2 separate regions of the Homo sapiens genome follow, and region 1 is linked to region 2. A link is a loop called in an ENCODE intact Hi-C map of the cell type or tissue named here. Cell type or tissue: endothelial cell of umbilical vein. All regions are shown on one strand. Each heading gives the region's core, and the rest is flanking DNA. Links, peaks and the distances in the headings are about the cores only.

The links. A loop is a pair of places that touch in the nucleus more often than their neighbours do. Peaks named below come from ENCODE experiments on the same cell type or tissue, not always from the same donor. Only the 100,000 strongest peaks of a DNase experiment are listed, where the experiment ranks them.
Region 1: a loop joins it to region 2, with 5 times the contacts of the local background. A loop is called at or near these places in 16 of 110 quality-filtered maps.

What each region holds. Positions count from the first base shown.
Region 1 is chr22:38,170,236-38,175,596 of GRCh38, forward strand. All of the region lies in intron 1 of PLA2G6 (phospholipase A2 group VI), which reads right to left. Among named protein-coding and RNA genes, the nearest start is that of PLA2G6, 8.9 kb to the right of the region's middle. RefSeq lists an enhancer at 3,875-4,019 and a cis regulatory region at 3,947. In endothelial cell of umbilical vein, for the core only: no CTCF peak of the experiment used is centred there; DNase peaks (open chromatin) are centred at 2,146 and 2,796; H3K27ac peaks cover 3,180 bases.
Region 2 is chr22:38,227,856-38,233,216 of GRCh38, forward strand. TMEM184B (transmembrane protein 184B) reads right to left here. Exons shown (of 9, transcript NM_012264.5): 4 at 3,389-3,479; 5 at 2,814-2,889. TMEM184B-AS1 (TMEM184B antisense RNA 1) reads left to right here and starts at 3,465. Exons shown (of 2, transcript NR_186700.1): 1 at 3,465-3,560; 2 at 4,193-4,393. It also overlaps the pseudogene RN7SL704P. RefSeq lists an enhancer at 1,129-1,859. In endothelial cell of umbilical vein, for the core only: a CTCF peak has its summit at 2,494; DNase peaks (open chromatin) are centred at 1,056, 2,426 and 3,236; H3K27ac peaks cover 3,501 bases.

The sequences.
Region 1 (5,361 bases), core at 173-5,172, 58 kb before region 2:
ACTTCCGCAAACAAAATCAATGTCCCCCCTCCTAGATACCAAAAGGTGACCAGCATCATGTCACACTCTATCGGAGCAAGGGGATCATCGGCATTGGTCTAAATCCTTTGTTTCCTGCTACCACAGGTTTCCCAAAGAGCTCCGAGAGACAGCACACAAAAGCAAGCTCCTTGGAAATGAACGAACTGCACCTTCTGCAGGGGCAGGTGGGGGAGCCCCTGCAGAAGATGCCATTCGAGACTCAGGAGCAGCAGTGTCTGGGTGGTAACTTTACGCTGCATATTCAGAGTCATAGTTTCTGCCATGGAAATTGTCCCCAGTGTTGATGATGGAATTAGATACCTTGTTATTTCCTAGGTTCCCAGAAAATACACTGCCTTCCTAAGGTACTGTCACCAAAGCCAGGCGCCAATCAGACGGAGGCCGCCCTCTGCCTCTGTGCCAAGATGTCACCAGACAAAAGACACTAAGGACAGAGTATGGGTGCCCTGGGGGAGAGAGGACATCTGAGTGGACACTGGGTCACAGCCACATTCTTCCCTGGCCTATGTGCTGAGCACAGGATCAACCCTGGGGACAGAAGGAAGACAAAAGCAAGGGGCCCACTAAGAGGCACATGAAAAGGAAAAAAGATCAATACTAATAATTATACCAACAAGGCACGGTGGTTCACGCCTGTAATCCCAGCACTTTGGGAGGCCGACTCGGGCGGATCACCTGAGGTCAGGAGTTTGAGACCAGCCTGACCAACATGGAGAAACCCCGTCTCTACTAAAAATACAAAAAATTAGCCAGGCATGGTGGCGCATGCCTGTAATCCCAGCTACTTGGGAGGCTGAGGCAGAAGAATCGCTTGAACCTGGGAGGCGGAGGTTGCGGTGAGCTGAGATGGCGCCATTGCACTCCAGCCTGGGCAACAAGAGCGAAACTCCGTCTCAAAAAAAAAAAAAAAAAGATCATAACAACTGAAGAAAAGTTCGCAGTGTCCCATTACAAGGCTCAGTGCCATCTCTCAATGATGTCTATCTGGAATGTTCTTCCTCTCCTTTTCTGTCTGAGAAAGCCCTGATCCTTCTTCAAATCCAAGCTTGGTTCTCGTGGTTCTCAGCCTCCTCCTTAAAAATGTTTTTGTTGTTGTTGTTTTGAAACAGGGTCTGGCTCTGTTGCCCAGGCTGGAGTACAGTGGCTCAATCATGGCTCACTGCAGCCTCTACCTCCTTCCACCTCAGCCTCCTGAGTAGCTAGGACTACAGGTGTGTATCACCAGGCCTAGGTAATTTCTTCCAAACAATTTTTATAGAGGCCAGGCATGGTGGCTCATGCCCGTAATCCCAGCACTCTGGGAGGCTGAGGAGGGCAGATCACTTGAGGTCAGGAATTTGAGACCAGCCTGACCAACATGGTGAAACTCCGTCTCTACTAAAAATATAAAAAAATTAGCTGGGCATGGTGGTGGGCACCTATAATCCCAGCTACTTGGGAGACTGAGGCAGGAGAATCACTTGAGCCCGGGAGGTGGAGGTTGCAGTGAGCCAAGATAGCACCACCGCACTCCAGCCTAGGTGACAGAGTGAAGACTCCGTCTCAGAAAAAAAAAAAAAAAAATTATAAAGACAGGGTCTTACCACGTTGCTCAGGCTGGTCTCGAACGCCCGGGTTCAAGCGATCTGCCTGCCTCAGCCTCTCAAAGTGCTGGGATTACAGGTGTGAGTCACCGTGTCTGGCCTAAAATGTTCTTGATACACCATCACCAGATGCCAGGTTCTCTCTCCTTGCTCTGGGCTCTCCCTCACTTTAAACACATCTGTACTATCACAGCCCAGCATGTTACAACTGCCCCTCCTGCCAGACGGTAAGCTTCGTCATCCTCCTACCAAACACTCCTGTGCATCTTGCTGGCACCATCCTGAAAGCTTTACGTACATTAATCATTCTGTCTGACAACCACTCTATGAACTGGTTACTATTATTATCCTCATTTTACATATGAGAACACCAAAGAACAGAGGGGTAAAGTCACGGGCCCAGGGTCACCCAGCTAGTGGGTGGAGCAGTGAAAGCTGGCACCCAGATGGGCTGGCCCAGAGTCTGAGTTTCTCAAAGGCAGCTGCTCGTCTTTTCATCTCCGTCCACAAGCTTGGCTCACAGAAAGTTTGTCAAAACAAAAATTTAACTGAGTAAATATTATGCATAGAAAAAACAAAGCCTGATAGAAAACAAACCAAGATAGACTGACAGAAAACATGCCATTGAGTAGATGAGGGTGCTGGGTTTATGGGCTTTTGTTTTTTCCTTTTCCCTATTTTCCAGATGCTATGTAAAGCGATTATAGTTTTCAAAGGAAGTAGCAGTATAGGCTGAGCCTCTGGGGGCTGCAGCCGGGAAGATGGGGACCTGTGGGACTCAGGCCTGGCCTGGAAGAGCGCAGAGAGGCTACCCCGAGGACGGGCCCACAGGGACGCGGAGGGGTGCGCCCAGGAAGGGCAGAGAGTCAAGAGCATCCAGCACCCATGAGCCTCAGATTGAGGGAGAAAGTCACCAGGGGTGCAGTGAAATCAAAGAAAGATTCCACACACCCCTTCGTCAATGGCCCAGCCTGTGTACCCCCCACCAGAGCCTGGGGCTAGGGGATGCCCCCCACACACCCACGACAGCATGGCCACAGAAACGACAGGCTTGGCTGGCATCCAGCCTTCAGGGTAGGCAGGAGGACGAGATGACGCAATGGAGGGAAGGTGTCTGGGACACAGGCCGACTGTGGGCACACAAACAGTGGCCATTGTTATCACTAGGTGGAAGAAAGGAAATGACAGCCACGGGGCCACATCCTGGAACACTCACGGCATTGCCAACCAGGAAGGCGGGCCAGCAGGGAGAAAGTGCTCACACGTGCTTCCTTCTGTCCCTGCCACCTTGGACCCTGGAGCCTAGGCTCTTCCCAGCACAGCTGCAAGAGGGGGATGGTGGATGAGGGCCCCCCGCATCATGCCTCACTTCATCTCTCCCCCTGGCTTCTCACAGCGTCCTACCCTTGACCTTCCCGTGGGGTAGACAATCACTTTTCCCCACTGATGACCGGCCCCTCCTCCTCCTTACCTGGGCTTCTCCCTGCACCCCCAGGATGCCCAGGTCACCTGACACAGACCGCACCTCGGCTGTGTCAAGCAGCTCTCTCAAACACCACAAGCAGAAAGACAAAGACCCAAGACCTTTGGTGGTGGGGGTTGACAGTGACAATTCTGCCTGTCCAAGCCAGGCAATTTCCAGGTACCAATTTTGGTGCCCCTGCTGAGGGAAGCCAGATATTTCTGGCCGTTTTCCTTATCTCTGCTCACCCATCCTCTGTCAAAACCAAGCTTGCCTGCTGGGTTCATTGAGGGAAGACTGACAGAGAGTGTGCTGGTGTGAGGGTCCCCTGGAGGAGCTGAAGGACGGGAGGAACAAGTATTATTATCCCATCTTCCCATCTCAGAGATCAAGAAACTGAGGCCCAGAGAGGCCCTGAATTGTACATGTTCAAAGGGCAAATTAAGGCCGGGCACAGTGGCTCGTGCCTGTAATTCCAGCATTTTGGGAGGCTGAGGCAGACGGATTGCTTGAGCCCAGGAATTTGAGACCAGCCTGGGGAACATGGCAAAACCCTGTCTCTACAAAATATAAAATAAAATTAGCTGGGCATGGTGGTGTGCGCCTGTGGTCCCAGCTACTCGGGAGGCTAAGGCAAGAGGATTGCTTGATCCTCTTGAGGTCGAGACTGCAGTGAGCCAAGATTGCACTACTGCACTCCAGCCTGGGAGACAGAGCAAGACCCTGCCTCAAAAACAAAACAAAACAAAGGGCAAATTAAAGTTGATGTCCACCAAAAAACAAAAACAAACGGGCTGGGCGCAGTGGCTCACGCCTGTAATCCCAGCACTTTGGGAGGTTAAGGCGGGCGGATCACGAAATCAGGAGATTGAGACCATCCTGGCTAACATGGTGAAACCCCGTCTCTACTAAAAATACAAAAAAAATTAGCTGGGCGTGGTGGCGGGTGCCTGTAGTCCCAGCTATTCGGGAGGCTGAGGCAGGAGAATGGCGTGAACCCGGGAGGCGGAGCTTGCAGTGAGCCGAGATCATGTCACTGCACTCCAGCCTGGGCGAGAGCGAGACTCTGTCTCAAAAAAAAAGAAAGAAAGAAAAACAAACGAAGAAACAAAAAACCTCGAGTGGGAACAGAGGGAGATTGGAGCCAATGGTAGCATCTCTGATGAGTTCCCTGGAAGTGACTACCTGGGTTCATAAAACAGTCAACAGAGAGACCCAAGACCAGTCCCTGTCTCGCCAAGTGCACGGTCCCCTGAGGGAAGGACCCCTAAAGGGGATGACTTTTTAGCTGAACTTTCCAGGAAGAACAGGAGTTTGCCAGCGGGGGAAATGGCGAGAGGCCTTCACAGCAGATGAAGCAGATCAGAACACGGAGGAAGGCAGAGATCAGGGGCTTGCTCAGCCCACCCATGAACGGTGAGCATTTTCACTGGGACTGGACGGCTCGAGAGGGGAAGGTGCTGAGAGGAGGGGCCGTGGTTAGTGCTGTGATCAACGTGAACACAGGTCACCTGGAGCCACTTGTCCAGGGCTGCTATGTCAGTCACGCCCCTCGCCATGCCCAGGGAAGCTCCTCTCATGACGAGGAGCCAAGCCCCGGAAGAAGTGCAGTAGAGGACAAGGGACCAAGAGGGTGGCTCAGAGCGGGTGGTGAGGGAGAACTCAGTCCCAAAAATCTGGTTCCTCCTCAGCTACGAATTCCCTGAAGGACCCTGGGCAGGTCTCAGGCACGGGAGGAGCGGTCCCTGCCCTCTGATTGCTGCTACCTGCCGCAGCTGCCAGGCCCAGGCAGTCCCCTCTCCTCCCCTTTGGAAGGTCTGTGTGAAAACTGCTTTTCTGTAGTGAAAGGGGCCTGCACTTGCGTCCTCCCTGGAATGCGCTCTCCAGTTCCTGCTGGAGCCCCTGCTCATCCTTCAAGGCCCAGCTGCCCCCTCTGAATGCTCAGAGCACCAGAGTGCCCTTCCAGCCTGCACGGTTCCCAACCCAGCCTGACACCCCTCCATGCCCACTGTACGATGCAAATCCAGCTGCAGGTCTCCCTGCTGACCCTGGCCAGTGGCGCCCCATGACCTCCCAGGGAAAGCCCAGACTCCAGCATCCATGAGAGCTGGCCCAACTCACCCCTCCAACTCATCCCTCACCTCTACTCCAGCCACGCCGCACCATCGATCTTCCCAGAACACGTCAAACTCGTGTCTCAGTGCACTTGGGGATACCACACATACGCTCCATCAGCGTAGCCCATCCTCCCCACTTTCTTAACCTGAATGTGTG
Region 2 (5,361 bases), core at 262-5,261:
GTTTTCCCGATTCCCTACGGGCGGACCCATGGTGCCCATAACATCACTAGTATCACCATTATCTAGAAAGCAAATAAATCTAAGCCCTAAGACCCCTTCTGAGGAGCTGGGGGAGGTTAAATCCAATCCAAAAGGCTCAACTAGTGTAGCTGCAAAGAGGACGAGGAGCCTGGAGTGGGAACCGTGATCCGTGAAACCTGCAGCTTCTGCCCCAACTGGGGATCTGAGTGGGTCTTGCAGGGGAGCCCCAGGCAGCCCACACCATGGGGCTGCCATACGGAGAGGCCCGCGTGATGGGGCAGACGTGCAGTCCCACTCTCAGAAAGCCCCACAGAACGTCCCTGGCCCTGTCATCCCGCCTAGAGAAGTGGGACTGGCACCTTCTGGGGAAAAGGGAAGAACGGCAGTTTGCATGAGTTCCAGTTATGAGCCTAGCAACAGGCTGGTGTTTCCCTGGGTCAGCTCACCTGGTACTCATGACAGCCCCCTGACGTGGGTGCTGTCATTATCCCCATGGTACAGGTGAGGAAACTGAGGCAGAGAGAAGCTGAAGCAGCAGCAGCAGCAGCAGCAGAGCCCAGGCCAGCAGGCCCCAGAATCATCACCTGACCATACCCTGGACCAGTCAGCAGTTCCCAGGCTGGGCTGGACATCAGAACCCCCAGGGAGCTTTAGACATGTGCCAGGTTCCAGGGCTCCATTCCAGAACTTCTCCTATGGGCTAGGGTAGTGGGTGGTTGATCTGGGAATCTCTACTTTAAGTAGGGAATCTCTCCAGAAGGTCTGGATATTGAGCACTGGCCCTGAGGAGTCAAAGGCCTGTCTCTGTGCCTCTAGGACAAAGCTGTGGGGTGTGCTCTCTCGCCCTGGTAAAGAAAGGAAGAGGCCTCTTTTGTTCTCTTTCTTCTTATATCTCTCCCTGCCACCGCCAGGAACAAGAACAGAACATCTGAGCCCACAGGGCTGGGGAATAATTTCTAACAAGGCCACACTAGCTAACAATCATGAAATCAAAATTTTGTAGACAATATAATCATCAAACAAGGCAGTGAGTCACAGCTGGCCGGAACCTGGGTGGCTGCACCAACTGGTAAACAATGGCTCTCAATGCCCCACCCTGAACCCAGGATAGTTTTAACTCTTTCCCTGCAGGTCCAGTGGTGAGATTCTGAATTTAGGAACATGCTAGGGAAGGAAGGTCTGGAAGCAGAACTGGAGACTTGGCATGTTCAGGTGGAGGCTTTGTGGGTGTGCCCGCCCTGTGGCCTGGGCCCTGCACAGAAGGGAGCAGCAGGCCCCGCCCTCCAGGGCCATCGTGACTTGGCTGTGGGTTTCATGTACTTTCGTGACTACTCTTGGCGAAGCTGGAGGGGCTGACATGACAGAGCCCCTACGGAGCCCCAGAGGAGACTAACGCAAGGTCATGAAGAGTGGGCGTGATCCCCTCAGACTCTGCCTCCCTGAACAGGAGGCCGTGGGCTCCACCACGCCGGGCTGAAAGCTCTACATCCATGACCTCATCTGATCCTCACAACCATCTCTAGAGAGGAGTATCATTACACTCATTTTACAGTGGAGGAAACTAAAGCTCAGAGAGGGTAAGCCAATTATCCAAGGTCACAGAGTCAGAGGAAAAGCTGGAAATCAGGCTCAGATGGTCAGACACCCAGGCCCACACACTGAGCGACCCCACCACACTGCCCCCACCCAGGCTACTCTAGACCACAGGGAGGTCAGCCCAGGAAGCTAGAGCAGCTGGATTGCCAAGGCTACTCTAGACCACAGGGAGGTCAGCCCAGGAAGCTAGAGTGGCTGGATTGCCAAGGCTACTCTAGACCACAGGGAGGCCAGCCCAGGAAGCTAGAGCGGCTGGATTGCCAAGGCTACTCTAGACCACAGGGAGGTCAGCCCAGGAAGCTAGAGCGGCTGGATTGCCAAGGCTACTCTAGACCACAGGGAGGTCAGCCCAGGAAGCTAGAGCGGCTGGATTGCCAAGGCTACTCTAGACCACAGGGAGGTCAGCCCAGGAAGCTAGAGCGGCTGGATTGCCAAGGCTACTCTAGACCACAGGGAGGCCAGCCCAGGAAGCTAGAGCGGCTGGATTGCCAAGGCTACTCTAGACCACAGGGAGGTCAGCCCAGGAAGCTAGAGCGGCTGGATTGCCAAGGCTACTCTAGACCACAGGGAGGCCAGCCCAGGAAGCTAGAGCGGCTGGATTGCCAAGGCTACTCTAGACCACAGGGAGGTCAGCCCAGGAAGCTAGAGCGGCTGGATTGCCAAGGCTACTCTAGACCACAGGGAGGCCAGCCCAGGAAGCTAGAGCGGCTGGACTGCCAAGGCTACTCTAGACCACAGGGAAGTCAGCCCAGGAAGCTAGAGCGGCTGGATTGCCAACCAGGAAATGCAGGGAGAGACGAAGAGACGGCAGAGGCCTGTTCTGGCGTGTGTCTTTAATGCCAAAACCCTCCTGCCCCCTAGCTGCAGCTGATGAGAAGTTTTCAAATGGAGGTTCTAGAATCCCCACGCACTTCTTCTGATTTTCACACACACTGAGACTTGGTCACACGAGCAAGAGTCTGGGATCAGCTCTTGCCCACAGTGCAACAGACACTCCCAGGATGTCGGTCGCTGCCCCTCCAAGCACACCCTGCTAATGTGGTATCTGCCTAACAGCTTCGGGGGGTGGGTGCTGGGGGCCTGGGGTGCCTCATAGGAAAGGGGACCTCTAAGGTGGGGCCCAGGGCAGCCCACGGCAGGGCCTCCCAGACCCCGCCCTGCTCCTCCTGAGCTAGGCAGCTGCTGGGGGCACACACCTGTTTGCAGAACCTCAGAAATCCGATGGAATAAGTCTTTCCCCAGAGGCAGCAGGTGCCATACATACAGCTGGACCTGGAAGAGACAAGCATAGCAGGCAGTGGCAGTGAGTGAAGAGCCAGGACTTGGGAACAGTGGGGTGGGGAAGGCCGCCCTCCCACCCATCCAGACGAGCTGGGGCACACATTCTGGGCAGACTTTGAACCCGAGGCCAAGCACAGGGAGAGGCATGGCAGGGCATCCGCACATGCCATAGGCGGAGGGACACAGGGCTGCACTGGCCCTGGGGTGACAAACCAACTTGGAGAGCTCTGAATGTAAAAACTGCAGGAGGCAGAAACAGACAGGAAAGCACTAAGACTGAGACAGGAAGAGACAGAGAGAGAAAGACTGAGCCGCAGAGGCCCTCCTAAAACGCCCAGAAGAATGGCGTTGCTCAGGAAATGTGGTGAGGCACAGCAGGTCAAGGTCACGGGCAGACATGGTCTGTGTCCAGCTGGTGCCAGGACGGCTCGAGGTACACCAGGCCCAGGAAACGGGGTGGTTTAGGGCTCTGGGAAGACTCCATACTCACTCAATGGGTTTTCCTCTGATCTCCGACATGATGGAACTTTCTCCTCCTAGGTACTCATAGCACAGGCTCAGGAAATTATAGATGACCAAGGCTGCGAAGAGAGTGTCCAGGAGAAACCAGTCAAATCAGCAGAATGGGTCCGCAGATGCTGGGATTCTAAACAGCAATGGAGGTGAAAGAGCCACAGCTGTGTGTGGCAACAGGGAGGAGGCTGGGGGACATAAGGTTGTGCAAAAGGAGCCCGTCAAGAACACAGACATCTGACCTCCCACTCCTAAGTTCAAAACCCGGCACACCTAAATTATCTTATCCCGGGATGCACCCCTGCACTGGCGTAATACTATGAAGGGACTGTCGTGAGTTCAGGGTTATGTGGGGAGGCCAGAGGAGGCTGAGGTAAGGGTGGGTACTCAGGAGGTTTGGGAGGGCTGGCAGTGTCGACCCTGGGGCGAAACAGTATTGCCTTTATTAGTTTTTCCGGGCGCAGTGGCATGCGCCTGTGGTCCCAGCTACTGCTGCGGCAGGAGGACGTCTTGAGTCTGGGAGTTCTGGGCTGTAGTGTGCTACACTGATCTGGTGTCTGCACCAAGTCTGGCAGCAGTACGGTGACCTCCTGGGAGTGGGGGATCACCAGGTTGCCGAAGGAGGGGTGAACCAGCCCAGGTTGGAAACAGAGCAAGTCAAACTCCAGAGTGGGATCGCACCTCTGAACAGCCACTGCACTCCAGCCTGGGCAACATAGCGAGACCTCATCTCTAATGTATTTATAAATAAATATTTGTCTTACATACTTGTGTGTTACAGGTCACAATTTTATAAGATAACAACAAAACAGTCTCTGTGAAAATCTTGGGAGAAATTCCAAGCAGGAGTGAGAGGGAAGAACCTTCATCCAGTCAACAACCTGTAGCGGTATCCGGAATACGCACAGCACTATGAGCTACAACAAAGCACACGGCAGCACACAGAACACAGTAAAAACCTTGGGAAGCTTGGGCTGCTCATTCTAAATTGGGACTCGGCTCAACATCTCCACAAAGACCCAAAATTTGCCACCGGGAGTGATGGCACAGCAAGTCTGCTGTAAATGTTGATGCTATAAATACAGCAACACGCTGTAACGGGTCTCCTGGTCAGGTGGTTCCTTCTGGGTCAGCAAAATGAAGGCTGCTGCCTGCAGGGTGCTAGAGGCAAATGGACATGCCAGGATGGAGGAGAGTGTGGAGAAGGCGGGGGAAGGGGTGCAGCAGACGGTACCCAAAATGAAAGAACGCAAGAGGAAGAGCCAGGGTGAGGACATGGGAATGAGGATGGGCATCCAGTAAAGGCACAAGGCCAAGGGGAGGGGCAGAACAGGGTCAGAACAGGTCGAGGGAGCCACGGTGGCCCTCCAGCCAGAGGGCTTCTTCTCATCTGACCCCGCCAGCCCCTGCAGTACAGAGTCCTTTTAGGCTCCCTGGTGCCGCCCAGCTTGGCACTTGATCTTTCAATGGGTGACCTGGTCCCTGCCCAAGCTCCCGCCACTCCCGAGCAGCACTAATGCTGCACTTCTCCCCAGAGCAGGTTCTCTTATCCTTCGGTGCTTCTGCACTCCCAGATCCCAGAGGTTCTAGCACCCTTCCCGCTGTACTCTCAGGATCCATCAACCCCAGCTGGGATGGCACCCAGTGTGACAAGTCCCCGGTGACCATCGTGGAGGTGAGTGCCCTCCTACCCACGGAACCTGATTTGCAGACACTTCCCACCCTGTGTCACAATGACTGGTCTCCCCCTCTCGCCTTCCTCAGGACACAGGTGCCACTCATGGCACACACGGGGCACACCACAACAGTTTCACTGACTGAACTGGAGCGTGGAAAGCCCTGGTGATGTTTTTTAGGCAAAGCTGGCCTTCAGCGATTTGGAAAGGAACACATTTGCGGCATTTTATGCTACTCACGGTTGCCCTAATCCATTAAGGGCTCCCATCTCCA